7 separate regions of the Mus musculus genome follow, and all the other regions are linked to region 6. The links are chromatin loops, found by intact Hi-C in ENCODE. Cell type or tissue: heart. All regions are shown on one strand. Each heading gives the region's core, and the rest is flanking DNA. Links, peaks and the distances in the headings are about the cores only.

What was found. A loop is a pair of places that touch in the nucleus more often than their neighbours do. Peaks named below come from ENCODE experiments on the same cell type or tissue, not always from the same donor. Only the 100,000 strongest peaks of a DNase experiment are listed, where the experiment ranks them.
Region 1: it touches region 6 in a loop (12-fold over the local background); 11 of 42 quality-filtered maps call a loop at or near these places.
Region 2: it touches region 6 in a loop (4-fold over the local background); 2 of 42 quality-filtered maps call a loop at or near these places.
Region 3: it touches region 6 in a loop (2.3-fold over the local background); 2 of 42 quality-filtered maps call a loop at or near these places.
Region 4: it touches region 6 in a loop (2.5-fold over the local background); 3 of 42 quality-filtered maps call a loop at or near these places.
Region 5: a loop joins it to region 6, with 2.2 times the contacts of the local background. A loop is called at or near these places in 3 of 42 quality-filtered maps.
Region 7: it touches region 6 in a loop (2.4-fold over the local background); 4 of 42 quality-filtered maps call a loop at or near these places.

The regions. Positions count from the first base shown.
Region 1 is chr16:22,291,217-22,295,706 of GRCm38, forward strand. It overlaps the pseudogene Gng5-ps. Among named protein-coding and RNA genes, the nearest start is that of Tra2b, 27 kb to the left of the region's middle. In heart, for the core only: CTCF peaks have their summits at 1,379 (motif pointing left) and 2,560 (motif pointing left); no DNase peak of the experiment used is centred there.
Region 2 is chr16:21,834,999-21,839,488 of GRCm38, forward strand. It overlaps a transcript of Map3k13 not described here. Among named protein-coding and RNA genes, the nearest start is that of Gm26744, 8.6 kb to the right of the region's middle. In heart, for the core only: a CTCF peak has its summit at 1,866 (motif pointing right); no DNase peak of the experiment used is centred there.
Region 3 is chr16:22,562,552-22,567,041 of GRCm38, forward strand. It overlaps Dgkg (diacylglycerol kinase, gamma), which reads right to left. Exons shown (of 25, transcript NM_138650.2): 15 at 3,864-3,943; 16 at 2,736-2,810; 17 at 147-232. Gm15651 (a long non-coding RNA gene) reads left to right here. Exons shown (of 3, transcript XR_384735.4): 3 at 622-632. Among named protein-coding and RNA genes, the nearest start is that of Gm41433, 20 kb to the right of the region's middle. In heart, for the core only: a CTCF peak has its summit at 2,214 (motif pointing right); DNase peaks (open chromatin) are centred at 1,790 and 2,200; H3K4me3 peaks cover 533 bases; H3K27ac peaks cover 1,756 bases.
Region 4 is chr16:22,552,583-22,557,072 of GRCm38, forward strand. Dgkg (diacylglycerol kinase, gamma) reads right to left here. Exons shown (of 25, transcript NM_138650.2): 19 at 3,744-3,904. All of the region lies in intron 2 of Gm15651 (a long non-coding RNA gene), which reads left to right. Among named protein-coding and RNA genes, the nearest start is that of Gm15651, 15 kb to the left of the region's middle. In heart, for the core only: a CTCF peak has its summit at 2,634 (motif pointing left); no DNase peak of the experiment used is centred there; H3K27ac peaks cover 1,074 bases.
Region 5 is chr16:22,263,428-22,267,917 of GRCm38, forward strand. Tra2b (transformer 2 beta) reads right to left here and starts at 2,578. Exons shown (of 9, transcript NM_009186.5): 1 at 2,314-2,578. The coding sequence starts at 2,349. In heart, for the core only: a CTCF peak has its summit at 2,590; DNase peaks (open chromatin) are centred at 1,954 and 2,594; H3K4me3 peaks cover 3,133 bases; H3K27ac peaks cover 3,132 bases.
Region 6 is chr16:22,105,670-22,110,159 of GRCm38, forward strand. All of the region lies in intron 2 of Igf2bp2 (insulin-like growth factor 2 mRNA binding protein 2), which reads right to left. Among named protein-coding and RNA genes, the nearest start is that of Igf2bp2, 55 kb to the right of the region's middle. In heart, for the core only: CTCF peaks have their summits at 564 (motif pointing right) and 2,550 (motif pointing right); a DNase peak (open chromatin) is centred at 2,652; H3K4me3 peaks cover 313 bases; H3K27ac peaks cover 1,002 bases.
Region 7 is chr16:22,161,075-22,165,564 of GRCm38, forward strand. It overlaps Igf2bp2 (insulin-like growth factor 2 mRNA binding protein 2), which reads right to left and starts at 2,225. Exons shown (of 16, transcript NM_183029.2): 1 at 1,712-2,225; 2 at 172-232. The coding sequence starts at 1,889. In heart, for the core only: no CTCF peak of the experiment used is centred there; a DNase peak (open chromatin) is centred at 2,047; H3K4me3 peaks cover 3,297 bases; H3K27ac peaks cover 2,802 bases.

The DNA of each region.
Region 1 (4,490 bases), core at 363-4,362, 190 kb after region 6:
GGGGAGGACTATGTGCAGCCCTCCATGAAGAATGTTGCTTTTACATCGATCATTCAGGTGTAGTAAAGGATTCTATGGCTAAAGTTCAAGAAGGACTAGTCAAAAGGAAAAGAGAAAAAGGACAGAATCAGGGATGGTTTAAATCCTGATTCTCCACTTCCCCATGACTTACAACTTTAATTTCTACACTGCTTGGACTACTGAGTATAATCTTGTTGCTTTTAACTTTTGGACTTTGTATCTTAAAAAGATTGGTTGTCGTCACACAGGATCTCTTTCAGCAAGCTTAGCTATTCACCATGGCAGTTATCCATCACTATGAAGAAGCGCATTGAGTGCATATTCATAAGTCCTTCATGGCTTTGGTCTGAATTGGAAAGAGTGTGCTATAGAAGGCCGGTAGTCAGAGATGGGTAAGAGTGTTCTTGAGCTCCTATCAACCTAAGACAGAGGCATACGTCAATGCTATGTTTGTCCTCCATGATGGGTAGACGGGTAAGAAGGAGCAATATAGACACCGACCTAAGACAGGCACAGTCGCCTGGCCACTCTTTACCCTAGACAGGACTATGGAAAACAAGTCAATCTTGTGCCCCCGTCCAGCTACTGGTACTGCTCATCTTTAAAAAACAAAAAGGGGGAATTGTGCTCTTTCCAGCCTTGAGCAGGCTGAGCAGACCTTGAATGTTTGCCAGGTTGGCCTTAATGACCTAGGTGGAGTCATCTGCCTTGGTTGCACATGCAACTTCCTAAAGGAACTTAGAAGAACAGACTGTCCACTGAGCTTGCTTTGGAACATAATCCGGCTGAAACAAAGGATAGGCTTTCATCCCTATGTAAATACAGTGCTGAATATTAAACTTGGAGCCTTGATCAGAACCTTGTCTTGGCTTCATTCTTCTCTCACACCCGTCCCCTTGTCCTTTTCATTTTGCGCCCCCCCCCCCCCCCGTTTCAGGTAAACTCGGTTTGTCCAGGGCCGCTGGATGACTATAAGACCCTACCTCAAATACCCAGATAAAAAGAAAGCAAGTTGAGCAAGCCATGAAGAGCAAGCCAGTAAGCAGCATTTCTTAATTGTTCTGCTTTGTTTCCTGCTTCCAGGTTCCTGGCCTTGAGGTCCTGCTCTGACTTCCTTTGGTGGTGGAATGTGACCTTAAGAATTATAAAATGAAGCCAGGCAGTGGTGACGCACGCCTTTAATCCCAGCACTTGGGAGGCAGAGGCAGGCAAATTTCTGAGTTCGAGGCCAGCCTGGTCTATAAGGACAGCCAGGGCTACACAGAGAAACCCTGTCTCAAAAAACAAACAAAACAAAACAAACAAAAATTTTAAAAATTTATAAAATGAGCCATCTAGTGGCAGCTTATAACTATGTCTAACTCCAGTCCCAGGAGATCTAACACCCTCGTCTGGCCTCAAGCACTCATACACATAAAAATAATTCTTTTTAAAATGTAGATCTAGTTGGGCAAAGTGTTTCATACCTTTAATCTCAGCACTCAGGAGGCAGATGGTTTTCTGTGACTTCCAGGCCAGTTTGGTCTACAGAGTGAGTTCCAGAACAGCCAGAAATACACAGTGAGACCCTGTCTTGAAAAGAAAAAAAGTTGTAAGATGAAATAAACACTTTGCTCTCAAGTTGCTTTTGGTCATGGTGTTTTATCACAGCAAGAGAAATTCTTATCAAGTCAGGTGGTGGTGGCATACACCATTAATCTCAGCACCAGGGAGGCAAGTATATCTGGCCAGCATAGTCTACAAAGCAAGTTCCAGGACAGCCAAGGTTATACAGAGAAACAAACAAACAAACAAAACCAAATAAATGGGAGAATGGGGGGGGGGGGGGCGGAGGGGGTGATGACAGAAAGTGGTACCAGGTTTTTGGAATATTACCATGACAGACTTGATCTTGGTTTGGGGAGGATTGTGGAAGGAGTTGGACGCTTTGGGCTAGAAAAACTATTGAGTTCTCAGAGTTTAGAGAATGTTATGGGAATCTAGAAGATACGGTTGAGAATAGTGCTTATGGTGGAAGCCTGTCTTGTGAAGTTTCAGAGGGAAGTTTGGGAGTCCCTTAGAGCAAATATCAAGGGCCACCTGATATTTTGGATTATGAATCTGTGGTTTATAAAAGGGAAGTGATGGCACTATACCTTTATTCCTAGCACTCTGGAGGCAGAGGCAGGCAAATCTCTGAGTTCAAGGCCGGCCTGGTCTATAACCAGAGCTAAACAGAGAAACCCAGTTTTGGGGGGAAAATTCTGTGTTTCTGTGATTAAGGAGAGACCAGCATCACTGAGGTGAAATCTTCTTTGAAATGTTTTCTCAGAGTCAGCACACAAAAGCTGTGGCCCACAGGGGTCAAGGCTCTACCTTATGCTGGTAGACAAACTTGGTATTGTATAAGTTTCTCCAAGGTGGTCTTAGTCCTGAGAGAGGCCAGGAGAGGCCATTTGTGAAGGTGCAGCCTCAGTTGTAGTTTGAAGCCCCAGGATTGAAAAGGTCATGAAGAAAAGTTGAAGCTTGACACTATGTGCCCAGGTCAGAGTTCCAGAAGAGCGCCCCCTAGAGGCTCTGGGTGAAGGTGCATTTTGAGATGACCACCAAGCACAGCAGCAGCAGTGGAGAGGAGGCTGCCTTGCCTGCACCTGTGAAATGCACTATGAGTCTAGTCTCACTGTGTGCAGATGGCAGGCTCTGAGAGGAGGAGCCGCTCAAACCTGGAGCCAGAATGTCTCACATGGAGTATAACAGTGCTGGGCTTCAGTTTTGTTTCAAATGTAACTGTGCCCTGAAGTCAGAAAATGTGTGTGTGTTTGACTTTACAGAAACCCACAGTTATGAGATTCATAATATTTTATAGAGACTGAACTTTTGAAAAGACTTTGGATGTTTTTTTTTAAAGATTTATTTATTTATTATTTATTTATTTATTATATACACTGTAGCTGTCTTCAGACACACCAGAAGAAGGTGTCAGATCTCATTACAGATGGTTGTGGTTGATGGGATTTGAACTCAGGACCTTCGGAAGAGCTGTCAGTGCTCTTAACCGCTGAGCCATCTCTCCAGCCCCGACTTTGGATGTTTTAAAGAGACTAAACTTTTAACTTGTTTTCATTTTTAAAGATAGTGGTGGGCTGGTGAGACGGCTCAGCGGGTAAGGGCACTGACTGCTCTTCCAAAGGTCCTGAGTTCAAATCCCAGCAACCACATGATGGCTCACAACCACCCATAATGAGATCTGATGCCCTCTTCTGGTATGTCTGAAGTCAGCTACAGTGAACTTATGTATAAAAATAAATAAATCTTAAAAAAAAATGATAGTGGGACATTTAAAAGTTGGAATGTGTGTTTTTTTTTTTAAGATTTATTTACTATTATATCTAAGTACACTGTAGCTGTCTTCAGATGCACCAGAAGAGGGTGTCAGATCTCATTACAGATGGTCATGAGCCACCATGTGGTTGCTGGGATTTGAACTCAGGACCTTCGCAAGAGCAGTCGGTGCTCTTAACCACTGAGCCATCTCTCCAGCCCTGGAATGTGTTTTATATTGTGATGTTGATACTGCTATGAGATCTTGGGGATACACAAGAAAGGAGAGGTTATAGTTTAATAGTGATGTATTTTTGTGACTATTGACAAGAGGTTAGTTGAGCTGGTTGGGTTGTCAACTTGACACAAACATAGACAGAATCCAAAAGGGTTAGCCTCCCAGGGTAGTAGGCAGGTGCAAAGAACCATCCAGGAGGACCTGCCGCCCCCTGCCCGGACTGACGAGTCGGCCCGGCTGTCCCGAGCGCCATGTCGGGTTCTTCTAGCGTCGCCGCCATGAAGAAGGTGGTCCAGCAACTCCGGCTGGAGGCTGGGCTCAACCGCGTGAAGGTTTCCCAGGCAGCTGCAGACTTGAAACAGTTCTGTCTGCAGAATGCTCAACATGACCCTCTGCTGACTGGAGTGTCTTCAAGTACAAATCCCTTCAGACCCCAGAAAGTCTGCTCCTTTTTGTAGTCAGCTATCTTGAGGTTTCTCAAACCACTTTTCATGAACCAGTGAATATTCAAGAGAACTAAATTTGAAGTCTGTACAAAAGCTTCTCTTTAACACGTGCCATAATACACTATCTTCTGCTCGTCAGTCCTTAACATCTACCTCTCTGAATTTCATGGATTTCTGTCTCACAAGGTTTAACTATTTTATATACACTGGCTGTAGCATACAATAAAGCATCATACAAAAAAAAAAAAAAAAAAAAAGAACCATCCAGGAGAGGTCTTCGGTCACTTTGGCATATATTATAATATTCAGAAAACATAAATTAGGTGATTAGATCTTGCTACAATAGGATCTGATTACATGATCCTGTTAACATTTGGCCATGGATGGCAAAACAGCAGCAGCAACAACAAGAAGCAAAACTTGTAAAAATTTTCAAAATGTTTTATAACTATAGACGAAGCTTGAGGAGATGCGGCTATTATTGA
Region 2 (4,490 bases), core at 201-4,200, 270 kb before region 6:
CACCTCCTTGTTTCCTGCCAAGTGAGGAAGTCTACCCTCAGCTCATAGAGATCACCCCACATATCCTTGCCATGTGGAACCCTTCAACATGGCCACATGCTTCCTTGTAGCTACTGTGCGAGAAAGAGAGAGGTGGCAGACAGGTGACATGGTTTTGATGACAGTGATAGTTATGTATCCGTAGTCATGTTGATCTTACCCTGTTGATAGGAAGAAGCGAGTCCTGCACATGCTCATGGGAGTCTACTCATGGGGTGACACTGGTGCCTTGCCCAAGGCAGCTTCTCTACCCAAACACCACTGCGGCGTCCTCTTACTTTTTCCTCTAGTTTGCTGTTGGTGGATGGCTGCCACTGGGATATTTTAACGAATGGAAATGGGACAATCAAAATCAGATGGGTAAACATATCCACTCACTGTGAGTAGTGCAGTGTGCTGCGACTCTAGAAACAACTGGGCATGTGTGTGCATGCGGCCAGTCTGACCTCAGCAGAAGATCTGTGTGCAAGATGCTCTGCCTCATGTCCACCAGCTGGTGTGCAAGTGGAAAAGGACAGTGAGTGGGGCAGACAGACCAGCTCTCTGTCTCACATGACAGTGGGACGTGGGATAGGTCCCATCTACCAGTTGGGAACATGATCTGCCATTCAGTAATTACTTCCTCGGTCTCTCCTTTCAGAGTTCAAGGTCGTCCCAGGCTGTGCAGCTAGTTTGAGGCCCGCCTGGGAAACTTGAGACGAAATCTCAAAACAATAACACTGTTTCTTTAAGCTCCTTAAAGGACATTGTCACGTTATGCCTACTGCCAGAGGCACTGTGTGCACACCTGTTTCCTCAGACTTTCAAACGGAGGTTGTTGCCATATCAACAAAATAAAAGGATCTCAAACCCTTTGCAAGCAGGAAGTGGCATCTTGCTTTATTTCCATTTCTTTAACTAATGTTTAAATTGAACATTTTTCTTATGAGCTTTCTATCTTTTCATCTGTAACTTAACTGGTAGGTGGGCCTTTTCCTTGTTCATCTCATTCCTACATTTATCCACATTAATGATTCTTTTTAATTAACAGGTTTTTCATACAACATATTTTCATTATGTTTTCTTCTCCCCTAACCTAACTCTTCTCAGATCCTTCCCACTTCCATACCATCTCAAATTTATCTCTTTATCTTAATAATTATTGAACTCACAATTGTACAAGCTGTTTCTTTTTACATTTTGTCAATTTTATAAATTCCTCCAAATAAACTCCCTCTTTGGTTCGTTGGATATATATATCCATTGTAACATACTTACCCACACTCATTTTCAAGTCATGAAGGAGTTCTTTGTCTTCTCTAAAAATATCACCATGTGGTTTTCATGGAAACTGTCCCTGGACTGAGTTGTTTAGCCCTTTCATTCAGACCTGGTGCTGACTCTGAGATGTAGCCCTGGCTGGAGGAGGAGGCAGGAGTCTCTTCTTCCCCCTTTTCTTCAGTTTCAGGCCATCTGAAGTGCAGCCCATCTGCTGGGAAAGCCGCTGTCCACGATGGAGCCACAGCCGGGGTCAGAGAGGGAAGAGTGCGTGCTGGGAGTGACTTCCTCAGTACAGAAGAACAGGTTCATGTTTCTGCATGGATGTAAAGCAGAGCTTGTGTGAACTTAACAGAATATACCTTAACAAAGCCATTTGATGCTCTTCTGTGTGGCTTACTTTACTATTTTGCCTATTGTCTTATTGATTGCCTTTCAGGATTCTGGGATACTTTAGCTAGAGGTTAACTCGCTTCTCTGACAAAATGATTCCTGAGCAATTCCAGCAACATTGCACTTTCCCTTTCAAATGTGAAAGTATTTCAAGAATATTTTTCTGGTTTACAGTAGGTGGCAGCAATGGATTATCTCACTAGGCTCAGCATGCAATGAGGCAAGTGCAGGGAAATAAAAGCATGTGCCTTACATGTAGGAGCGTGTAGTGGTGCTGTCTCAGAAATGCACACCATCACCTGTGACTGTTTCGTAGCCCAGCTATGCAGTGAGCACCAGTTTACACTCCTCTGGGAAAATACACTTAAGGTTTTATTAAGTCACAGCTTGTCTTGCAATGTGTGAATTCTGCGCATGCATGTATGTGTACATGTGTATGGGGGTACATGTGTGTGTATACATGTATAAGGGACATTGTATCCGGGTACACATGTTTGTTGTGCATGTGGAGGTCAGAGGAGAGCTTTGGGTGACTTCCTTTATTACTAACTTATTCCTTTGAGACATGGCCTCTAACTGAGCCCGGAACTAGTGACCAGCGAGCCCCTCCACCATCTTGCTCCTACACCACAGGGCTAAGGCTAGAGAGCCACACACCCACTCCTGGCTCTGCTGTGTTGTCCTGGAATCAGAGCTCTGTCGCTCACACTTGAGCAGAAGGGCTCTTTACATACTGAGCCATTTTAAAACACCAGCCTGTCCTCTAAAGGATACACTTTTCAAAGATACGTATTTAGTACAGCCCTGAGTAATTTAATAGACTAAACTATGCTAAGATCGAGTCTTTTCCAGGCCAGTGCTTCCGTTGTGAGTAGGTTTCAGTGGAACCATGCCTTGCTGATTTAAATTTCAGGTCTGATATCATCTCATAGTATTTATCATTGTTATTTCTAGAATGGGGTGTTCCCTATGAAGTTAGCCTTTGGCTGAAGTCCACTCAGGATAGAAGCAAGCCAATCCACCGCTACAGCGGGCAGTCCCGGGATACACTTGTGTAGGCAGGAGAAGGCCAGTACAATGGACCAGTGCTCATTCGCTGTCAGAGAGGCCAGGACCAACCAACCAACCAGAGACCGTGACAGAAGTGTGAGCAATGGCTTCCACTTCTCCCTTTTAGAACAGCCTCAGAATGAGAAAAAAAAAAAAAAAAAAAAAGTGAAGATGGCAGGGGAACAACTCCAAAATTCAGTGTTCAAGGGAAAATTCCATCCTGTCCTGAATTCTGTGTGTAAAAATGTCTTAAGGAAACCAGGTTCTCAGATCTACACACCATGCTTTTTCAGGGCAGGGCTGCATACTAGTTTGTTAACGGATCTCAGTTTGCTGCCAGCACAGACTAGCATGCTTTTTACTGAGTGAATAAGTGAAATTATCTACTTCTTCTCGGTGCCAACCACATTCTTTTCAATATCTTTCTAAAATCGCTCCTTTCTTCATATGCCCTGTAGTGGGCTATGCCACACACTGAAGTGTGAGTTAGCTCTTCCTCTCCAGCAAGAGCATGGGCAGACTGAGACAGTTACAGTCAAGGGAGGCTAGCCAGCACAGGGGAGTGCCTGGGATGGAGGCTTTGGAGATAATTTTCAAAGAAAATTCCAAGAATTTTGCATCAAGGAAAATTGAAAATGAGGCTCTAGGGTGTGGCAAGTGTTCCCAGACCCAGCGCTACTTACCTCACAGTGGTTTCTATGTCTCTAAAGTACCCAGGCCCCAGGAGCTGACCTGCTGCCCTCTGCTCCCTTCGTGGTAGACGTGTTGGATTTCCACCTAAACTTGCAAGGTGTGCTTCTTTGTTTCATGTTTGCACTCCTTTGCTACAGAGGCATCAATTCTGCTAGGACTTTCTCTTCTGTTACTTTGTAGATTTCAGATTGCCCACAGCAGCTGACTATGATTTGCCTCGTGCTCCAGCAGCAGACGTGTGTGTGTGTGTGTGTGTGTGTGTGTGTGTGTGTGTGTGTGTGTGTGTGTGTGATTTTTACCAGCCACAGATAGTTTCTGTGATTGTGTGACATTTGGAATTCTGGAGAATTCTCAGGAAGGTATTTAAAGGCTAGAGCACCAAGAAGTTTATGGGTTGTTGGTTGGTTGCTGTTGGTTGTTGTTGGTTGCAGTTGGTTGCAGTTGGTCACAGTTTATTAAGTAGTCCTATGCAAGAATAAATTAGATATTCTGACAGCAAAGATGAAACTTGTTCCAAGGAGCTCGACATTGTTAATCAGCAGGACGTCGTCTAATGATAACATCACCCCCTTTCCTTTCTATTTCTCCTAGCTAGTGTTGGGGGTTGAAAAGGTGAAAAAAGGGTGGAGAAGGGTGGAAGAAAGAAGAACCCATGAAGTAGCAAAAGACAGCTACAGAAACCTCTGTGTGTGGTTTCCAGGGTATCTGTACACTGCCGAGTCCTCTTCTCGCACACTTTGCTCTGTTTTTGCCATCTCTTACTTAAGTTACCTGCCAAGCTTTAATCCTCAGCCATATTGAGATTAGGTCAGAACTTATGGATTCATTTGGGCAGAAGTAGTTTTTAGCCACCAGCAGTTTCTATCTGTTACTAAAACAGACAGGTCTCCCTTATTTTGGCATAGTGACTGAATGTGACAGGAAACCGAGAGCTTTTCCATTGTGGCTTGTTACTTGGTTGTAAGTATATTGTCTGAACATAGCATCAATTATACTATGGAGTGAATATTAAAATAATCTTTCTTGAGAGATTTTTGCACACTGTCCTCTTTGCTCCG
Region 3 (4,490 bases), core at 233-4,232, 460 kb after region 6:
ATCCCTAATCAAGCAGCAGTCCAAGCAAGGGTAGGCACCCGGATGGAGAAGGCATGGCTCTGCTCCTCCTTTAGTTCACTGCCTTCTGATGACTTCACATCTACTCACTATAAAGAACAAGGAAAGGCCTTCCTGGCCATCCTTACCAATGCAATCCAAAATCCAGCCAACGGTCCCATCTCCGCCACAGGCAAGAACACGGAAGTCTGGGGTATCATGAAAGAAGTTCAATCTGGAAAGAAAGGCCACAGTGCTCTTGTTATTAGGTCACTAACACTGTTAATATTTCAACAGGTATCAAGTGTGCAGTGAGTGCATGCATACGTGTGTGTGTGTGTGTGTATGTGTGTGTGTGAGTGTGTGTGTATGTGTGTGTGTGAGTGTGTGTGTGCGTGTGTGTGTACGTGTGTGTGTGTGTGTGTGCGTGTGTGTGTGTGTGTACGTGTGTGTGTGTGTGTACGTGTGTGTGTGTGTGTGCGCGTGCACGCATTTGTGAGTGTGGTGCTGGGGATTGAACCCTGGTGCCCAGCATATGCTAAACAAACTATCAATGAGCTACATGACAGTCTTAGCACGTGACACTTCTGGTCCTCCCCAGTCCCTGGAATCAGATTCTTCCAGGATCGGAAGAGTCACTTAGCACTCTGGAACCAGAATTTACTGTGTAGTGCTCCCAGCTATGGAGAAGAATCAGTTATGTGTGTATATGTATGTGGGGTGCTGACTTCCTAATAGAAGGAGACTCTGACCCAACATTCAGCATGTAGAAAGCCACTTTTGAGAATTCCTCTACGATTTGAGGAATTCTCAGTTTTCACATTTTGGCAACAACACAAAGCATCCCTAATATTTGGACTCCTCTCAGACTCTCCTGACTGCTGTCTCTAATACTACACCTCCTTAAGAGAGGTTCACTTAATTATCTGGGTCTTTATTTTCTCCTCTGAGGGCCCCCTGCCATGGGGAGCGAGACCCCATTTTCCCTGGGAGCATGAAGCCGGAAGAGCAGGACCTGGGGTCCACTGACCTTCTGGTGAGTCTGTGGGTATAATTCAGAGGTTTGTGAACTTGGAAGAGAAAATATAATGTTAATATCTTCTCTGATCTCTAACTGACACTTAGCATTTCTTTCAATTATGAATGTAGACAGCAGACCACAGAGGCTTCAATAGCACCTGCAACTTTGTCACAGTGAATATAACAGCTGTTTCAACACTTCAGTTAGGCTGTACTGTAGGTTCCATGCTATCATTTCTGGAGCTTGTGGCTTTCAGTTTACAGTCATTATTGAACCTGACTATGGGTATTGTTGTTTAGTGTGTTGAGAGAAGACATTCTCTTATGTACCACAAATTTGTCTTTTTAGTTTTGGGTAACCACTTCTCAACATAATTAGCTTCACTGGAAATCACATATTATTTCATATTATGCTTTAGAAAAAAATTATTTTAGATGGAGTTCATACTCTACCAGATTGTGACTGGAGTCCCTGGCAGAAAAAGTCAAGAACCCTTGCTTTGGGGGAAAATGTGACCGATGGACACCTTGAGGTGCCGTTATGTCTCTCTTCCCAGACAGATGGTCTGAGGAGTCCCAGGGGCGCTCTGAGCACGGATGCCTATGTTGGCAAGTCACTATTCTCTCTCCCTTCTCTTGCAGAACCCTACTCCAGGCAGTACATTCTGAGTAGAGGCTCCCGTCAGCTGGACGGCCTGTCTGCGTACAGATAAACAGGCACATTGAAGGTGCTCTGGGCTCAGCAGCCCTGGAAGTAGGCCCTGAGCTTGTCACCCACAGGAAAACCAATCAAAGGCCGAGAAGGCTGTGCTCCTAAAATACCCTAGGAGAGAGCAGGGCCGAAAAGGCACTTGATGTTTTGGTACATGGCGGTGCTATCCGGCAGTAACTGGCAGTAACCAGCAGTAACCGGTTGACACGTGGCTATGTGGCAACTGGGAGAGTCTGGACCGACTTCTGAGTAAATTTTACAGATTGGTGAATGTGCACCTGTGTGTCGTTCTCCTTTTAACTGGGTCTCGTGCTTCCATTTCTATAAATAATCTCCGTGCCAGACAACGGAAAGACAGGGACAGGTTCCATTTTTAGACACCTTACTCCAGCCCCCTTGGAGGAATCTCAATGACTCTAGAGTAGAAATGCAGGTCAGGAGGTGTAAAAGCTCAGATCAGACGTGGAAGTTGGTGCTGGCAGAGCTGCCAGCAGGTGGCACTAGGGCACCACCTATGACTGGCTAAATGGCATCAAGGCCAGCTCCACCCACCAGACCTTCAGATGAGCCATCTATGTCCTGCCCCCTCCCCTCTAACAGCTCTTTCTGTCTGGCTAGGGGTCAGGGAGGTGGGAGAAGGGTTAGGAGATCTGTAATCTCTGCAAAGCTGGGTAATTCAGGGAAAGAATGTTTCAATGACAGAAATGCTCCCATAGCAAAAGACATGACAGACTTGGAGTGACATCATTACACACTACGACGATATCAGCCAAGAGCCTTGCAAGTAAGTCCAAGGAAGTCAGCAGTGTGACCTCCCTGTCCGTCCAATGACTGGGTCATAGTTTCCCTCTGACATCAACACCTCCTTCAGAGACAAGGTAGACAGGGCAACTTCCTAAATAAGAACCAGGGCCAAGGTGAGGGGTAGGCAGAAAAAGCCAGGAGACAAAGAAAGGTGTTTTCTTCAGAGACCAAAGCAGGGCAGAGTGAAGACGACTGTCCATACCCTGGTGTAGGTCCCCCATTGTCCAGGTTGAAAACTTGTTCGGGGTTGAGCAGGTAGTGAAATTTCCGAAGAATTCTACAGGGGAAAAAACACAATAGAGGCGAGAAATGGTAAGGTAGTAGTCACATGGGGGCAAATACCTTTGGACCCATCTGTGGTGAAATCTGCCAGTTGTTTAAACCTAAGACAGGGAGTGATGGGTGCAGACCCGCTATCCCAGTACACCTAGCATCCCCATATCCTTCCCTCTGGCCAAAAGCTGCCCCTCCATCTGACTCCAGCCCCACCCTATGGACTGCTTATTGCTATGGGAGAGAATAGGACTGCTGTCCTACATAGTTTCCTTCCTGTTAGAGACCTCTGGGTATTCTGCATGGTTTAAGTAGGGTGATTTCATCTATTGTTGACTGTCCAGAGGTGCTGAAGGCCCCCAAGGAGTGGGCCCAGCATCCTCATAAGAGTACATGCAGGAGGAGGTGGGGCTGGAGGCAATGGCTATGTCTGGGTTTGGTTTCTAGGCTCTACCTTGAGACTAGCTCAGGCTAGAGGTGGGGTCCTCATAGTACTTGGCCCTACCTAATTTTATTTTTTCTAAGCCTGAAATCCTGCTCTCTGTACCATCTGCTCATTTCCCAGACTGAGCAGGCCTGGGAGGCAGAGTGCTTCTGTCTGCCCCCCATGTCTTCCCACCCCGCTGAGCTTACTCCAGTTTCGCCCAAACCTGCGTTTCCTTCACTGATACGGTGGGGTTGGGGCTAGGCCAGGTAGTCCTAAGCAGGTGAACCTCACCAAGTCTTTTAAACCAAGAAGAGACTTGTGATGGCATAGGATAAAACAGGTCCCTTAGAACTTGATTCTAGCGACCTTTACCGGGGCTCATGTGGCAGGTCCAAGGCTAAGCACTAGGTCTATTCTAATCCTTAAGGTAACCTGTGAGAGGTAATATCATTGCTATCATGTCGCAGGGGCGGAAACTGAGGCACAGGCTATTAACTCACCTGGGCCAGATGATGAGCTGGCCACGGGTCCATGTTTTTTTGACTGTACAGTCTACTATGTTGGGGCTGAGGGAAGGAAGGGGGTTGGGTCGGGTTGTTTTAGCCTATTTTAAAAGAAAAGAGGACCTACCTTTCTCCTTGTCTTCCTCCACTCTTGGGGTTCACCAGGACCAGCAGGGGATGCGTCCCCGGGCTAGGGATGATCTTATACTTAAAAATGAGAAGAAAGAGATGTGAGCTTTATTCAGTCGTGACATGAGATGAAAGCAGGTGGATGGGAGGCAGGCCCAGGCGTGGAGGAGAGGAGGGGGGCTGCTTGTCTGCCGGCTGAGCTTCCTGGGGGAGACATGGCTGATTCCAGCCCAAGGGACTTTTAAAGGGGGGCTAATGGCAATGAGGGTTGGAGGTCGGGATCAGAGCGGAATGACACCCGCTTAAAATTATACCTACAACACGAGATCAAAATAGTCTAGCATAGCAGTTCTCAACCTTCCCAATGCTGCAACCCTTTAATACAGTTCCTCATGTTGTGATGACCCCAACCACAAATGTATTTTGTTACTTCATAACTGTAGTGCTGCTACTGTTATGAATCAATACAGATATCTAATATGCAAGATGTCTAGTTTGTGGCCCCGAGGGGTCTCGACCCACAGGTTGAGAACCACAGGTCTAGAGGGTACATCCAACAACATCCATGAATGCCCTTGGGGTGCTCAGGGCCCAGCACTATCCAAATCCTCATGGCCACACCCAA
Region 4 (4,490 bases), core at 252-4,251, 450 kb after region 6:
CCTGTTAAGACTTGTTGAAAACAGAGCCTGTGACGAGTTCCGAGTTCCACAGGCTCCAGGAATTATTTTGTAGTCTCTTAACTTCCTGTCACTGATACCTGGCCATCCTGACCTTTCAGCTAATCCAAAAATAGAGAGCAGGGAGGAAGAAGCCCGAGAACTCAGAGGAAGCAATGTGCTGGGTGACTGTGTTCAAGACTTCTCTCCAGGAGATGTCTGCAGTTAGAAGGGCCATCAAGCTGACTAGCAGAGTCTTCAATGATTCCGGCTGGTATATGAGTATATGGTGGCACTGAGCCCAAGAAACTCCCTGGACAGGCCCGAAGAGTCTGTCTTACTCAACTCTCTATCTATTAAATGCGTTCTGTTTCCACCCCGGGGCACCACAGTGGCTGTATAACCGTTATCTTTATAGTTGCAAGGCAGCAACCATTTGTTCAATAGGCATTTCACATCTTTCACAGCAGCAGACACTACAGGCATCTCTTTGCCAGGGGTGTGTGCGCACGCAACTATGTTTAAGCATTATAAGGAGGTAGAACTGGTTTGGTTTACATACCTACTTCTCTCAAAAGTTTGGGAAGTCAAATAGGAAGCAAGACCTTTTGCAAATGTCAGCCCTGCCCTCTGTCAGGGTTGCGGACTGGGCGCTTATTTTCTCAAGATTTTTACCTTCCACCTTTTAAAGAGCAAGCACACAAACCTCGCAAACATTCTATGAAAAGAAGGCTAAGGGGACTCCAATGAGATCAAAAGTCACATTTCCTTACTCGTCTACAATATGACAATAAACATGCACAAACTAAAGATATATGAAAAGAACAGTGGACAGATACCCTTGGAGTATTGGAGCCAGGTGGGGAAGCGTGGTGGCCCCCAAAGGTGATGGGTTTCTGTTCCAATGCTCTTCCTTGGAGGGCAATTCGCTTCTTCTTTCCTCCCCCCCCCCCCTCGGTGACTCCCTTCCTTCCTTCCTCCTGGAAGAATGCATTGAAACCATGTTTCCTAGCGCTTGCACTTGTGTTTAGGGCCTGGGTATCTAGTTGAGGGAAGGCTGTCTACAGGGCACTGAGTGGAGACAGGCAGGTACTGGGAACTCTGGCCCTTCCAGCCAGAGCTGTGTGCAGAAAGGGAAGATGTATTGACAGTTCTAATGGTAGCCATGCTTGAACCTGCCTACTGGAAGCTCCTGGGCAGCCTAGCCTGTCCATCTGTCTGTCTGTCCTGTGGCCAGCTTCCTCTCTTTCCTTGTGTCCCTCTCCTTCATTACCTAACATCTGTGCCTCCAACCCACTTCCTGTATTCATTCTGCTCCTGTGTTGTCTCCATTCTCTGAGGCCTCACTCAGGGTCACCAGCATCAGAAGGCTCCCAGGGGCTGGTTAAAAATGCAGAGCCCCAGACCTGGCTGAGAGCTATGGAGTCAGATTACAAATCAGAATCTGGTGCAGAGAGGAACTTCCATGTTTAAAAGAGGTGCTGTGAGCTCTCTCCTTCTGGATTTGGAGAACTTCCTTTACTCCACAGCTTGTAGCTGTGTGAAGATGAGGGTGGGTGTGCAGAGCCCACAGCTGAGCAGGCACAAGATCCTTGCTTGGACGCACACAAAGGCAACAGGGAAATAGGATAATTGGCTTGGGTGCACCACAGGCACTCGGTAAACATCAGTGCGTTATACAATGGTTATGGCAGGAAAAGGATCTGAGGTGTGTGTGTGTGTGTGTGTGTGTGTGTGTGTGCACCTTCCCTGCAGGTGGCCCTGAAAGAGGGCTTGGATAGATAAATTGGGGACTGTGGGGTGGGGAGGGGGATAAGCCAGTTAGGACACAGGAACCCCTAGTGCACCACCTCCACATTCAGTCTTATACCCTGGACCCACTATGCCTTGCTTGCTTCAGTCATAGCAATGAGCGCAGGAGTGTAGGAGTGAGAAGATGAAAGCAAACCCCTTCACCTGAAACTGTTCTTCACTCAGAACACTAGGAAAAATCCAAACAAAACAGGCAACAACAACAAAACCCACTGCAGATGTGGTAACTCTACAAACCTTTTGTAACTGGAAGATCATTAGTTTTAGCCCTTTTCTCTCCCATGCTTCTAGTCTTAGCCTTACTAAAAAATAAAATGCCTTCACTAAACCTGATATCCCCTGGAGCTGTCTTTTAGACCCCATCTCCATCCCACACCCTTACCACCCACCCCTCAGTCTGGTGCCAGAGGATGGCCTGGAGGAGCTCATATGCACAGTGGCTTAAACAATCTCACACACAGGAAGGAGGGAAGGAAGGATGCTCAGACCCAGGGCTGGCCTGGGGACAGGAGGGTAAGGGGGTGTGTCATTGCTCTTCAGGAGCCCCAATCCTTTCCATAAGACAGGGACAAGGCCTAAGGACTGCTGTGCTAATGACTACATAAGCCTGCCACTGTAGAGAACACACAGTAGGTGTCCTTCCCAGGACCACCATCTTAAGCCCCAGATCAATTTAAGAATAGAAGAGGGGACTGGAGAGATGGCTCAGTGGTTAAGAGCACTGGCTGTTACTTCAAAGGACTTGGGCTCAACCCCTAGCACCTGCATGGCAGCTACCACACGCATCTGTAACTCTAGTTGGAGAGGGTACAGTGCCCTCTTCTGGCCTCTGTGGGTACCTGGCACAGACATAACGGTAGGCAAAATGCATTTATTTTATTTTATTTTTTTAAAGAATACACTCAAACTGGGTGGTAGTGGTGCATACCTTTAGTCCCAGTACTTGGAAGGCAGAGGCAAGCAGATCTCTAAGTTTGAAGCCAGCCTGGTCTGTATAGTGAGTTCTAGACCAGCCAGGGCTACACAGAGAAATCCTGTCTCAATAAATAAATAAATAAATAAATAAATAAATAAATAAATAAATAAATAAAAAAAAACTCAAATCAAAACAACCAACCAAAATACCACTCATCATATTGTTACCAACAACCTAGGAAATAGTGCATACTCTGAATTGGGAGCTGAGTTCAGTGTGGCAAACTGATTGAGTTATACTAACTAGACTGGAGGATGGAAGGAAGCACAGGCGGCATTGTCCATCTGTGAGTGTGTGTGTGTGTGTGTGTGTGTGTGTGTGTGTGTGTGTGAGTGTGTGAGTGTATTGCACATCTGCATGTGTGCACTGTGTGTGTGCATATGTGTACTGGTGCACGCAAGCATACACTTGTACACAGGAGGGTGGATTCAGGCACATTAAGCCCTTCTGTCTAATACATGGAGAACACTGATGGTCTGTGATAAGGGCTATATGGAGTCACAGTGGACTCAGCCTGAGAGGCAGCAACAGAAGAACCCTCCTAGGTGTGTATGAAGCTCTTATAGTATGTGTGGTTGGGCTGGGTGGAGGCGAGTGAGCCCAAGGAAAGTCTGCCTAGCCTGGTCCAGGCAAGCAGCCATTCCTCGTGGTCAGAGTTCTCAAATCTTCACACTCACATGAGGGTTTCTTCCTGGCCTTATCTCTTGTTTGTTTTCCTTAATTAGCTGAAGGATATATACAAAGAAAAATTAAGTCTTTTCTCCTGTTAGCTAAAATGGCAGGAGTAAGAACTTCTTCTACAGTCCAGGGGTAGAATGTCTATGGGTTCAAGGTGGCCACACCATGCCAGATTTGCAGGTCAGGGCTAGGGACAAAGAGAACAGACAAGGAGTAGGGGTCTGGAAGGGTCAATGGACACTTGTTGGTCATGCAGAAAAGCAGTTGATGGCCAACTTACCACACCAATGGAGAAATAGTTGTTCATGATGTTGTATGGGACTTGGTCTCCATTCTCCACCTCTTCCCTGGGCATGACCTCTAGGTACCAACGGTCCAGCATCACCAAGGGGCTCTGTTCAATTTCCTTCAGGATTTTGGTCAAGCTGCCCCCTTCGTAACCTATGAACACGGGTATGGTATGTACCACCAGAGTGGAGAAGCAAGGCTGTTGCTCAGGCCTTTGTGGCTAGAATACTTCTAGGTGTCTTTGGGCTGGAGACACCTATGTTCTCTGATCCAGAGAGAAGCGGGAGGACAGTAAGGAGTAATTAGCAAGCATTTGGGTGTGAGTTGGAAGCCTGAGAGCAAGGTATAGAATACATGTTGGCTAGAGGCAGTCATGGTCCGGAGCTGAAGCCAGCCCTGGAGAGTGAGTGAGCTGATGAGTGAACTTATGCTATTTGTAGGAATGGATAGAACTAAGGAGTATGTTAAGCAAAATAGCTAGACTTAGGTATTATTATGTTTTCTTTCATATGTAGGATAAAGATTAAGCACATATGTTTATCTATCTACCTATCTATCTTCTACCTATCACCATTTATCCACCCACCCACCTACCAGACATGAAAGTAGAACGATGTATGGCTAGGAATGGCTGCCATGGACTCATGTGTTTGAATTCTTGGCCTATAGGGAGAAAGTGGCACTATCAGGAGATGTGGCCTTGTTGGAGGAAGCGTGTCACTGTGGGTGTGGGCTTTGA
Region 5 (4,490 bases), core at 299-4,298, 160 kb after region 6:
CTCATCTCTGAACTTTTGTTTTGGCAAGCCTTCTTGAAAAAAGTTCAGCTAAATGTTTCAGTTTTCCACTCATCCCAAGATTTCAATTGAAAAGCAAAAAATTAAATTAAAAACAGGGCTGGAGAATTGGCCCAGCAGTTAAGAGTACTTACTGACTTTAGGAAGAGCAGGGTTTGTGCCCCACTACCCACCACATCAGGTAGCTCAAAATTGTACACATGGCCCAAAAAGGGGATCGTGCACACACCTCCAGGAGTTTTTAACCTCAGTACTCAGAAACCAGAGGCAGGAGAATCTCATGAGTTTGAAGCCAGCCAGCCTGGTATACATAATTTGAGTTTACCTCAATATTTGAGGTAAATACAATACAGGCAGAGCTACAACAAAGTCTCTAAAAACAAAAAATTTGAGTTTAAGTATTACACAACTTTCAAGTTTAGAAATAAATCAGAAAGTCGATTTTTAGTACTTTTTCCCCCCAATTATTTCCAATTAAGTAGTCAGGTCAGCAGGATGTGTTGATTCACACCTTAAACCACAGCATTAGGGAGGCAGAGGCAGGCAAACGCCTGGGGTTGAGACTAGCCTGGTCTACAGAGCTAAGTTCCAAGACAGGGACATAGAGTAACTCTACCTCAAATATTGAAAATCACCAGAAGGTGCATCTTACTAAAAACAAAAAAACCAAACCTCTAACAGGAGTAACAATTTCTCAGCTCTTTCAAAATGGTACCCACTTTCATTCAATTGCTTTTTTTCTCCCTTGAGTAATGTGACCCACAGCTAATACTAGGAAAAATTTCCACAGGTATGATGATGCATACCTATTTAGTCCCAAAGCAACAACAAAAAACTATTTGCTTTTAATTCTAAACAGACTAACTTCAACTTCGGAAGGCAGGCTCAACATCGTAAGGTACATGTGGGTGAAATTAGGAGCTCAAACAATACGAACTTACAAGTTGGGATGTAGTTTAGTAGTAGGGGCTTGCCCATCACTGAGACTAGGTCCCATTCTCCATTATCAGAAAAACAACATTCTGTCCCACTCCCCCATCGCTTTCTTTCCTTAGGTAAAAGGCACGCACTGGTTGACACTGAACTTTAAATTGTCTTAGGGACTCATCTCCGTATATAAAAGATTACATCCGTTCAAATTACTCTTTTTGGGTTCAAGTTCACCATGGAAGTCCAAGAATGCTCTCTACCAAACCGTCAAAGGCCTTTTAGAGTTTACTAACCAAAAAAATAAACTGTGAACTAGTGGTTAAGTGTTCCTGTGAACTTTTTGCGAAAATAAAAACGTTAGTACAGGAAGGGCAAAACAGCCATTCTTATGATGCTTGTAAGCCGTTTCCAAACTGCAATTACCTGTTCACTGAGCCCTGGACTTCCGCATCTTCACGTGACAGTTTTTAATCTAAACTCTACAGCCACGCCACATGCGCCTCATTTGTTCAGCTTTGGGGCTGGGTCTAGTCCAGGCCCATTGTATACAATCTAATCAACCTCTACCGATTTTCACCCTCTGGGAGGTGGAAGCTTAAAAATAAAATCCCGTCGACTTCAGAGTTTAATAGCGCCATCAATTGTCGCCAATGGTTTCTCCTTCCCAAGTCCCCCCAGGGGTAGGGAGGCTCTATACAACAACGCCTAACGACCTTGCGTTCTATTCCAGTAAGCTCTCAACAATGGGAGAAACGCTGTAGCACAAAGCCCTCCAACTAACGGGGCCCCCAATCCCCCTCAGCCGTTTCCGTCTCCAGATGCTCCAAGAGCCCCCTACAGCTAGCTGTCCCTTACCGGGACCAGGAGGCCCTCCATCAACCGAAAAGCATCAGTCAGTCCCCATAGGCTCCCGGCCACACGTGGCTTTTCTCCGCTTCACCCTTGGACCCCGGGTGGCGAGGCGGCAAAGCCTGGCTGCAGGGAGCGGCGGCTCCGCCATTTTGTGCCTCTGGCAGCGCGCCCGGCCCGCGAGCCCAAGATGGCTGCGGCGCGGCTTCGCAGGAGAGCAACGGCGAAAGAAGATACCGTTCCCATCCCCCAACGCCGACGGACGCCGCGGCCATCTTTAGCCTCCCCCCGCCCCGTAACGGGGGGAAAGGAAAAAAAAAAAAAACGGTCGTGGCGGGTGCGAGGCACACAGCCCGCCCGCGGCCTCCCTCCGACGAGAAGCGCCGGCCACCAGGCCCTCCGGCGCCCCGGCTCCCTCCGCACGTCAGGCTCCCGACACCCGGCTGCACCGGGCCGAGAGGCCTAGAAGAAGTAGCAGGGTGGGGACCGCGGCCGCCCGCGCAACTCCGCGCTTACCCGCTCGCCGTAGTTCTGCTCGCCGCTGTCGCTCATGACTCCGGGTCGCTGTCACCGCTACGGGCCTTTCCTGAAGCTGTCAAGCTCCCGCCTTCCTTACAGAGGCTCCGCCGCAGCCTAGCGCGACGCCACACTTTTGCGAGGAGCTCGAAGCCGACACGCTCCGCACCACCTCCGCACCGGTCTAACACTGCCGGATGTGACGCCACGCTCTTTAACCTGGTCCCACCCACTCCCCCGAAGGCGCGCTTTCCTGGCCCCTCCCACTTCGACGCGCCTTCCAACCGCTTTCTCCTGCAGGGGCGCTTCCCAAACCGGACGTGACGTCTACCTTACCGCCCTGCCCCTCCCCTCCCCTAGTACCCGGCCACAGCGTGGCGGGAAAGTGTGCGCCTGCCTTTGGGCGTCTGTTGTGGTCTCCTCGGGACACCGTGATGTCCGTAGCCTTGCCACACTCGTTTCTGGAACCTTCTAGAGAACCGTCCTGGGTGGAAGAAGAGAAGAGATGGTTGTACATTCCTCCATGCCTTTGTTCTGTCTCACTAGTTTCCTCTCCTTTTGTTCTCTCATGATCTAGGAGAGAACACAGCCACACACTGGATTCTCACCTCCCGTTTATTTAGACTTAATTCTAGAGCTTTCCTTCCTAAATAAAACCTCCATTTAAAACTCTCGCAATTTAAACCGGGCATTAATGGTGCATGCCTTTAATCCCAGCACTAAAGAGGCAGAGACAAGCAGATCCCTGAGTTTGGGGACAGCTTGGTCTACACGGAGAAACCCTAGCTCAAAGCAAACAAACAAATTGAGGTTTGAGACAAAGCCTCATTGTGTTGCCTGGGTTGACCTTGAACCCACCGTGTATGTTATATAGCCTAGGCTGATGTTAGGAATGTATTAACCCTTCTGGGTCAGCCTCCCAAATCCTGGGATTATAGTTATGAACTATCAATCCTATGGCCTGGTGTGGTAATACACGCCTTTAAGGCGGATCTCTGTGAGTTCCAGGTAAGCCGAATATACAAAGCGAGTTCCAGGACAGTCAGGATTACACAGAGAAACCTGGTCTCATTCCCCACCCTGACTCCCACCTGGGGAAATGGAAAGGAAAGAAAGAAATGGAGAAAGGAAAGCCAGGCAGGGTGGTGCACACTTGTAATCCTTGTAATCGCAGCATGAGAGGTGAGCCCAAGGACAGTTAGCTGTTTAAGGCCAACCTGGGCTACATGAGCGGGCCCCCTTCAAAAAGTGACACAAAACAGAAAATAATTCAAGAGAAACGGGCCTGTAGTAATGGATTTCTGTTTGGGAGAAGCCGCCTGCCCTCTAGCCTCTAAGGATAGCATGAAAGAACACTGAAGATATCTATAGAAAACCATGCCAAATGAGTTCTTGAGATGAATACCATTTTGACAGTCTTCTTGTTTGGTTTGGTTTGGTTTTTTTTTTTTTTTTTTTTTTTTTGGTTTTTCGAGATAGGATTTCTCTGTGTAGCCCTGGCTGTCCTGGAACTCACTCTGTAGACCAGGCTGACCTTGAACTCAGAAATCAACCTGCCTCTGCCTCCCAAGTGCTGAGATTAAAGGCATGCACTACTGCCCAGCGACAGTCACATAGCTTCCGTGAATATTCTGAGCTACAGGATGATCCAACACTCGCAGTTTCAATGAATAAAACAAAAGCTAATTAATGAAAGAACTGTAGTTAATCTGGCCAGCCCAGCTTTACACAGTCACCAACCACGTCATCATTTCAACGTGAGCTCATGTCCACCAGATGGTGTCAAGCCTCAACAAGACCAGACAGCCCTGGGCAGCAGCTCCACATCTGGCCAACATTACTAGTGCCAGCTACTAGTTCCAACAGCACTAGCCAACATCAGCTCCCTAATATTTACTGTCTAAGTTTTCTTCTTCCTGTACTATGGATCGAACCCACAGATTTACCATTCCAGGCAAGCACACCACAACTGTACTGTGACCTCCGTCCCTCAGTTACATACCCTTGCTTTTTTTTGGGGGGGGGGGCTGTCAAGACAGGGTTTCTCTGTATAGCCCTGGCTGTCCTAGAACTCACTTTGTAGACCAGGCTGGCCTCGAACTCAGAAATCCGCCTGCCTCTGCCTCCTGAGTGCTGGGACTAAAGGTGTGCGCCACCACACCCGGCTATACCCTTGC
Region 6 (4,490 bases), core at 205-4,204:
TTTGCAGAGGACGCTGGGTCACTTGTAGTTCAGTTCTAGGGGCTGCAGCGACCTCTGATCTCTAGGCACCTACATTCATGTGGTGCATATAAATGCATGTGTGTGTGTGCACACAAATGCCCTACCTTCCCAACTTCTGTATGTTTCGGGGAAAGTGGGACCCAACAACAATGGGGAAAGACACTAACCAGTTTAAATGAGGAAGAGTTAAAAGAGAAATGTCAGCACGTACCTAATCCCGCCTACATAACACACTGTGGACCAAGGGAGAGGCTGGACTGTTGGTGTTTTGCTCAGATTTAACAGATATTCAATCAGAACAAAATAAATGAAATAAACATAAATGTCTACCCCTTAAAAACATACAGACTCTGTATAGATGGAATGGGATGGAAAAAAAGGAACATTTGCAAACTTGGCGATAAGTAACATGTCCATGTTGCAGTTTAAGGATTTGTTCAGTTACTGAGAAAAGAGTCAAGTATTCGAGCATCACAAGAACTTTAGGACTGTCTGACTCTTAACATCTTTGTCACAAGGGGGCACAACTCTCCTTACAGATTCTGCAGCCAGAGGAAAGCCCTCTCTTTGCCAGAGTCTCTCTGGCCCTGGGCAATCGGCATCTGTCGGTGTGCAGGCTAATGTCTTCACTCAGTATGTATTAGTAAATTCTACCAACAGACAAAAAGTATCAACTCCTTCCAGCCAGGATCACATAAGTAAACCCTATCTTAAAAATCATAAGTAAGGGCTGGTGAGATGGCTCAGTGGGTAAGAGCACTGACTGCTCTTCCAAAGGTCCAGAGTTCAAATCCCAGCAACCACATGGTGGCTCACAACCATCCGTAAGTCAGAAGATCTGACGCCCTCTGCTGGAGTGTCTGAAGACAGCTACAGTGTACTATAATAAATAAATAAATCTTTTTAAAAAAGTCATAAGTAAGAGGCCAGGCGTGGTGGCGCACGCCTTTAATCCCAGCACTCGGGAGGCAGAGGCAGGTGGATTTCTGAGTTCGAGGCCAGCCTGGTCTACAGCGTGAGTTCCAGGACAGCCAGGGCTATACAGAGAAACCCTGTCTCGAAAAACCAAACCAAACCAAACAACAACAACAAAAATCAAAAGTATCAACTCCTTTTAGAAGAAGGAAGAAGGAAAAAGACTGATCTGCCCAAGGCCAGGGAGATCATGTTCTCTTGGGTTTTATGATATTTCTTTATCTCTGTTATCACGTGTATGTCTAATTTGAAGCCAAGACCTTGGTAAAGAGCTTAATTACAGGGCTCTTTTGGGAAAATACAATAGGTATGAGGTCAAAAAAGCTGAAGACTCTTGGTCACTAAACACTCATAACATTGCTTCGGAGCTGTAAGTCTCAGAAACCTGCTTCATCCCCAGGTCTACCTCCATGGTCATCACCAGATTCCAAACATGTCCCCAAATTGACACTCAAAAAGTGAGTGACTAAGGAAGCACTAGAGGTGAACAGTGTGGGAACAGATGAATCTAAGCCACGGGCACACACATCCTTAACTCCACCCTGACCACACTACACTGCTCACACCAAAAAGACTCCTCTGAAAACTAGCTGGCTTGCTCGCACCCAGAAGTTTTACTCAGTGGACCCTCAGGTCACCTATTAAAATACTGTTGTTAGATCAAAATAACCAGATTATAAAGTAGGTTGCCCCCACATCTGGTTGGATCCAGAACAGTCCTCATTAGGACTGGCATGCCAGCTAAGTTCCTTCCAAGAGCAGCAGTGGGCTCCCGATGGCTCCCTCCCGACAGGTACCACATGCCCTTCAGGTTTCTGCTGAGTTGATGGGTACCTCCCTTGCCTGACTGCCACAAAGCAGAGACAATGCCAAGGTGACCGTGCAATTGTCCAGGCAGGAATAAAGGTATCCTACAAGACACTTCTGCCTCCTGTCCCTGGCTATAAGACTGTTGTCACAATAGACCCAAGACATCGGGGTTCCCAGGAGTCCCATGCTAGGAAATGCAAAGACTCGGACTCTGGTTCCAGCCACAGGGTGAGCTGATTTCAGTCTGACAGACTGGTGCTCTAACTGCAGCGATGGGGTGGGTCACGCCTTTCCTAGGACTGATAGTTATTCATTCATGCCTCCTGCCTGCTATTTAAACCTAAATTGCATGTTAGGACAGGGAGATGGCCGGAGGGAGAGTTCTCTCTCTGGATCTCTGTTCTTCCTCCTAATGTGGCCACACTGAATAAACCTCTTTTTCTACTTTTCATAATTATTTGTTTAATTGGCCTATAGAGGTGGTTGGGTGGCTAAAGCTGGCTTAATAAGGCTGCCAGAGCCAAGGCTCTGATCCTGTATGCTCTTCTCTTGGCAGCTTTAACCTAAGGTTTTATGTGTCAGCCCTGGTGTCTGTCCCCTCCGCTGGCAGTATGTACAAGATTGTTCCATACCCATGCAGGGACGATTCAAGGGCAACTGAACTGCGTAAGCAACCTACTGCTGCACTTCACCAAGTGTGGCAGTTTATCTATCGCTACACTCCTATCTTGTTTATAATCTGAGATCCCAGCAGGGGGCACCATGAGAGAGACGCTGATAGAATTAAAACACCCAAATGCTCATGACATTCTCTGTGACATCGTGCTGAGTCAGCCTGGCTTCCCCCCAACTGCAACCAGACTCCACCTTCTGACCCTGATATGCAAAACTGTGTAATCAGAACTAGGTGACAAATCCATGCTGGGAAGAGCAGGCATGACCTCAGCCTTCAAAATTAGAACTACAAGAGCCCTCAGCAGCTCAGAGCGGCTCCTACACAGCTTTTCCCACTTCCTTTAGGACTTTAATTCTCAAGCTAATAAATTTTACCATAAAAATAAGATGATTTTTTTTTTACATTGAACACTGTTTTTTCTTTTAGAGGTTTTTAAAAATTAATTTTAGGAGCTAAGTTTTAGTTGGCTTGGTGGTTAAAAGCACTGGTCGCCTCTTGTAGAGGACCTGGGTTCAGTTCCCAGCACCCACACAGCAGCCCACAGCTAACTCCAGTTCTAGGGGATCCAATGCCGTTTTCTGACTTCTGCCAGCAGCCAACAAAACTCTCAGACATACATGATTTTTTTTTAATTAGTATTTTAGGTTAGTGCGTGAAGTCTTGGGTTATGTTATAGCATTTTCATGTGCAGCATTCATTTTTAATTCCTGTTTTGATAACTGCAAAGATGTGGTGCTTGTGTCCTTCACATTCATTTTTTTAAGATTTATTTACTTATTTTATGTATATGAGTACACTGTAGCTGTACAGATGGTTGTGAGCCATATGCGGTTGCAGGGAATTGAACTCAGGATCTCTGCTCCCTCCGGTCCAAAGATTTATTTATTGTTATGGGTAAGTACACTGTAGCTGTCTTCAGACACCCCAGAAGAGAGCATCATATCTTATTACAGGTGGTTGTGAGCCACCATGTGATTGCTGGTATTTGAACTCAGGACCTTCAGAAGAGCAGTCAGTGCTTTTACCCACTGAGCCATCTGTCTCACCAGCCCCCTTCACATTCATTCTTAACGGCCATCAAACATCTCTTTCAGTGCCCTTTGGCTATACTTTCCAACAGTGCCAGCTCCTCTTTAAATTCCTTCTGATCTGTCAACATCTTTCTGTAACCAATGCACGCCCTTACCCTGAAGGAAACACTCTAGGTAGTGCGGTTTCCCAAGAGGTCAGGAGTCCAAGGGTAGCTCAAATCCGTGATCAACTCCAAGTGTTGACATAAAAGTCTACAACACCATGCATGAACATGTGCATGCCTTAATAGTGTAATTAAAACAAACAAAAATATGGGAGGAGATACACTAAATTATAACAGCAGTTAAATTGGGAGTTTCTGATGTCCTGATAAGAGGAACTATTCTAAAGAGAGGAATCTGTAGCCTGCCCCACTGCTTCCATTGAAATAAGAGACAGCAAAGAATGAAGGTTTCTCCAGGAATCCTGTTTATGGGGAGGGGAAAGACCTCTCTCTCTCTCTCTCTCTCTCTCTCTCTCTCTCTCTCTCTCTCTCTCTCTCTCTCTCTCTCTCTCTCTTGTGTGTGTGTGTGTGTGTGTGTAGGGGTTGAGTAAAAGGTAGTAACTTCCCACTGTAAGAAGTGAGAGAAGGCAGTGAGGAGGGAGGAAGCTGTGCTCTGCAGGCTGCAGGCTGCCAGTCACTGTTTCTAAGAGATGGGATCAGTTTCCATCTTTTCATCAAACGCAGGGTACTAAACTTTTCATCCAGCAAAAAATAAATAAATAAATAAAAATAAAAAAAAATAAAAATTCTACTTCTTAATAAAGTAACCTAGGTTTACTGAGACGCCTGTGCTCTGCACCCTCAGCGTGCATCTCGATAGACTTACAGGGAGGACTAGTGGAAGGCAATCTTCTCTGACCTTTTCCCATGAACTATGACCCAAAAAGGGTAGGATTCAGTTCCAGGTTAGGATCAGGCAAGATAGATGAGCTT
Region 7 (4,490 bases), core at 269-4,268, 55 kb after region 6:
AACAATAATAACTTTTAAAGCTATGAATGTCCAATAACAAAACCAACAAAAACCCCTTTAAAAACGATATAGGCACTTTTTTTTAAGCTGAGCGTATTTCTTTAGTTATGCGTATGGAAGCCCAACCACAGAAGGGGTAAAGAAAAAAAGAACTAGGCAAAATATATTTACCTTAGCTTTTTAGAGACTGAGTAGTCAACTTCCATGATTTTCCCATGCAATTCCACTTTACCTTTAAAACAGAAATTTAAAGCACTCAGAACCTCCCAGAGTCAAACCCGCGGGGGTCAAGGAGGGGCTCGCACACTACTCCGCGCTCGGGCTCCTCCTTCTGGAGCCTTCAAGGGGTCTCCACCCGGCCGCAGCTGGGCGAACTTAGCGCCAACTGTGATGAAAAGTGGACGCCCCGGGTAACGAGCGAGGAGGGACGGGCGCAAGCCCGGTTCCGACCCCAGGTATAGCTGTGGGTGGCATTACCGGAAAAACACATTTAATAAAGAGCGGCGCCAATTTGAAAAGATGAGCTCATTTGAAACTCAAGCTGCAAGGCTGGCGCGCCTCGGTCTCTCCGGCCCCCAGCACCCCATCCCGCCATCCCGGGACCCGGAGGCTCCCAGGCGCTCGCCCCCTGCCCTCCCTGACAGCGGTCCCGGGGACACGCACAGGAGTCCCTGGCTCTGCGGACGCCTGCTTTGGGGTGACCCAAAGGTCTCGCCAGCTTGCCCCGCCGCACAGGTTTCCCAAAGAAGGGGGTTCCCTTGCGGGGCCGGGGGTCCCAGGCCCCCGGGAGCGTGGCCCGCCGCGTGCGTGTGCGGGATGCGAGCTGGGAGCGCGCGCGCGGGCGAGTGTCGCGCTCCGACTCCCGTCCGGGCTCCAGCGCGCTCGCGGGCCCCCCGGTCGCCTCTTTCCCGGTTCTCAGCCCGGGCCCCCACCGAGTTGAGACAGGGTACCTCGTAAAAAGGTGCTCCTGGCCGAGCAGGAGGCGGGGAGACGGGAGGCGGAAAGCCCCCAGCCCCGAGTTCTTCTCAATAAAATCGGACAAAAAATTCAGGGAAAAATAGGAGCGCTTCCGAGACCAGAGAGAGGGAACTGAGCTTCGGGAAAGGACCGAGGGAGATGTGCGGTCCGACAAGGGCCAGGTGGGGAAAAACCCCAAGACCTCGAAGGGTTCAGTAGGTGAAGTCGAGGAGATGCCGAAAGTGGGGGGCCAGAAGACAAGAGGGGGTCTCAAAAGGAGAGTGCGGCTTGGGAGACGACAGAGGGCGAGAGGTCTTTGGCACGAGGCATGGGAAGAAGGAAGGTCTGGCTAGGAGGAGAGATGCTGGATTTGGGGGGGTCCCTGGCAAAGGGGGTACTAGAAGGGTCTAGAAAAAGAAAAACGGGGGACTCTGCAAAGGTGGGGGCGGGGGAAGCTCTGGAGAGCAGCTGGGCACTCCAGGGGCGCTCCTAGGGAGCCAGCGAGCCTGGGGACCCTCGGAGGGGCACAGGGTCGCCTCGACTCTGAGGCCCAAGGGTCTGTGTTAGCCCCCGCGGTGGGGGCAGGGCAGCCGGCCATCCCGGAGCCAGCCCGCCGCGAGAGTCGCGGGGCTGGTGCGTGAAAGTGAGCGTGAGGGCTCGGGAGTCGCGGCGGGCGCGGCCCATGGGGCTCGGCCTCCCCGCTGCCGCCGTCCCGAGCCGGCGAGGCGCGGCGTGGGCTGCGCCGAGTGCTCACCCGAGAGGGTCTCGATGGCGCGGATGGCCCAGTTCTGGTCGGGGTAGTCCACGAAGGCGTAGCCGGACTTGAGTAGGACCTGTCCCGCCAGGGGCAGCTTCCTGTCCCCGAAGAGCTGCCGGAGGTCGTCGGCGGTGACGGCGGGGCTCAGGTTCCCAATGTACAGCTTGTTCATCATCCGCGTCTTCCCGAGAGCCCGCGGCTCCCCCGGCCCGGCACCCGGCGCTCCCGCCGCCTCCGCTGCCCTCCTCTCTCCTCCTGCGCCCGCCCCCGCCCCCACCCTCGCCCTCAGCCTGGCTCCCCCCACCGCGGCCGGCCCGGCCCGCCCGGGGGCAGAGGCGGAGGCGGGGACTCGGCGCGGCTGCCTCCTCCGGGCAGAGTCCCGAGCGGGCGTGCGGACAAAGCGCTTGCTCTGCCTCCCGGTGCCGGGGCGGCGGCGGCGGGCGGACGCACCCCGCGCGCCTGAGAGTTGGAGCGGCGTGTGCACCGCCGAGAGTGCGCGCCCTGCCCGTCCCGCGCCGCGCGCTCCGAGGGCTCGGCGCTCCCAGGCTGCGCGCCCGGCGGGCGGAAGCGGCGGCGGCCCCAACGGGGCCGGGAGCGGCGGAGCCAGGCGGCGCGCGGGAGGTGAGGGGCGCGGACGTGGGCGGGGTGTGTGCAAGGTGGACGCGACGTGGGCGCGGGGCCAGAGTGAGGTGCACCTTGAGGAGAGCTCTGCACGCTAGGGCTGACAACTTTCCTCGCGCGTCCCGAGCCACGCACCGATCTAGAGACTCGCTGCGAGCCAAGCTCTTGGAAGAAGGGGGCGCATGTGGTCAAAGGACGGAGGAACACACGGGTCCCCTCCCCCAGACCGTGTATTCTAGTAAAGTTACCGTGGCGCCGAGCCTCGGTTTCCCCAACCAAGAAAGGAGAGCCAGACCCGAGGCCAGGTGATGGCCGAGGTGACGATGCACAGGCTGAGGGGCGGGTTTCAGTCCCAGGCTTGGTAGGCGTTCCCTGAACTCTGGAAGGAACTGGAGAGGGAAGGAACTGGAGAAGAAAGTTGTCCTTCCACGCGGAGGACGGAAGAGGCAGGGTCCTAGTCCCTCTCCCGGGAAGGAGCCAGACAGATTGCCAAGCGGCAATCTAAGTCACATGGCTCCGTGGGAATCGTAGAAATAAAGGGCTCCAGAAAAGAACGGAGGGATTTTGAGGTGAGATGGCTTTGGACTTCTGTGTGATCCGGGAAGTGTTCCTTGGTTTTTTAGAAGGCTTACGTGTTGGGAGGTATGTCTGGGTGGAGAAGTCACCATGGGCCATAGGGTCTGTCTCCTCTATACTCAGATCCAGCAGTATGCCCCAAAGTGTGCCAACATCCCTGAGCCTAACTTTTATCCCTAGAGAAAATAAAACAACCACCCCTTGTGAGGGTGACATAAAAGGCTAGCTGAGTAATGTGTGACACACTGCACTCTGCTTCCATTTCTTTACCCAGGGAAACTTAAAAGCTGGGTGGACAGGACAGGGGGAGCGGTCCTTAATTACTTGTCTTGATAAGGAAGTGATGGATGATTCTTTCTCATCTAGATATTTACTGACATCTCAATTCTAGCTTTCATCAACTATCCACACATTTTCCTCTCTGGACTTTACTGCTTCTAGAACTGGGAATAGGGCTTTGATAGTGTTGCCCAGACTGACAGATAAACCAGGGATAGATGCTTCCTGAGTAAAATGTGGAAGAAGCTCGCCAGTGAAAACAACTTGTGAGTGCTGCACAACTCACGGCAGACTGGAAGCCGCCTTCAGATTATTTACACGGAGGCTGCTAATTAGGCCGTCATCTTTGTAAGGCTATGTTTGCCCATTCACAGTAAGTCATAGTTACAGGCTACAGAAGACAAGGAATTACCACGGGTTGGTGTTCTCCCTGGCTGAAAGGTTAGGGAGCCTTTTTGGTTGTTGCATTACATTTTCAAACATGTCAAGTGTTTGTGGCCAAACCATGGCTACCCTGAAGAGCAGCACATGCAGTAGACCGATTCTTTCTTAGCATAGGTTTCCGGGGGTGAGGGGAGCCCTCTTTTACACTGCCTCTGAGATTACTTGCAGACATCTTTCTGGGAGGTAGCTGCTTTTTGCTGTCTTTAGTGTGTTCTATCTTGTTGACATTGTAAATGGTATTTCAAGAAGATAGCACGGCCTTAGTGATCACAAAGGACACTTTTCTCCACACCTCTTGTGGTTTTTCTGACTTGTTTTTGTTTTTGTTTTTGGTACTGCAACAAAGTATCGGCCAAAAGAAGTTGGAGCAAAGAAGGGTTTACTTTGGCTCACAGTTTGAGGAGTCTTTCTTGGTCACATGGCATTCACAGCTAGGATGCAAAGCCCAGCGCTGGTGTTCAGGTCCCTTTCTTCTTTTTATGTAGTCTAGAACTCCTACCCGAGAACCTGTGCCACCTCTATCTATAATAGGTCCTCCACACTAAACCTAGTCCTGTGTCCTCTGTGGTGATTCGAAATCTCATCGAATTGACAAGATTAAGCATCATAACATTCCACCCCAGCTCCCTAAAGTTTTGCTTTCTTCTCGTAATAAAAATACATTTAGTCCAATTCTAAAAGCCCCTATAATCTTAAATATTCCTAACACTGTTTGAAAAGTCCCAAGTCTCTCTAAAGACTGAGGGTTATCACTTCATTGAGAACCACTATAATGTTAATAAGCAAGTTGCCCATTTCTGGTAACAATGCCATTATAAAGACTCCCATTCCAGAGGGAGGAAAAATCCTGACTAAA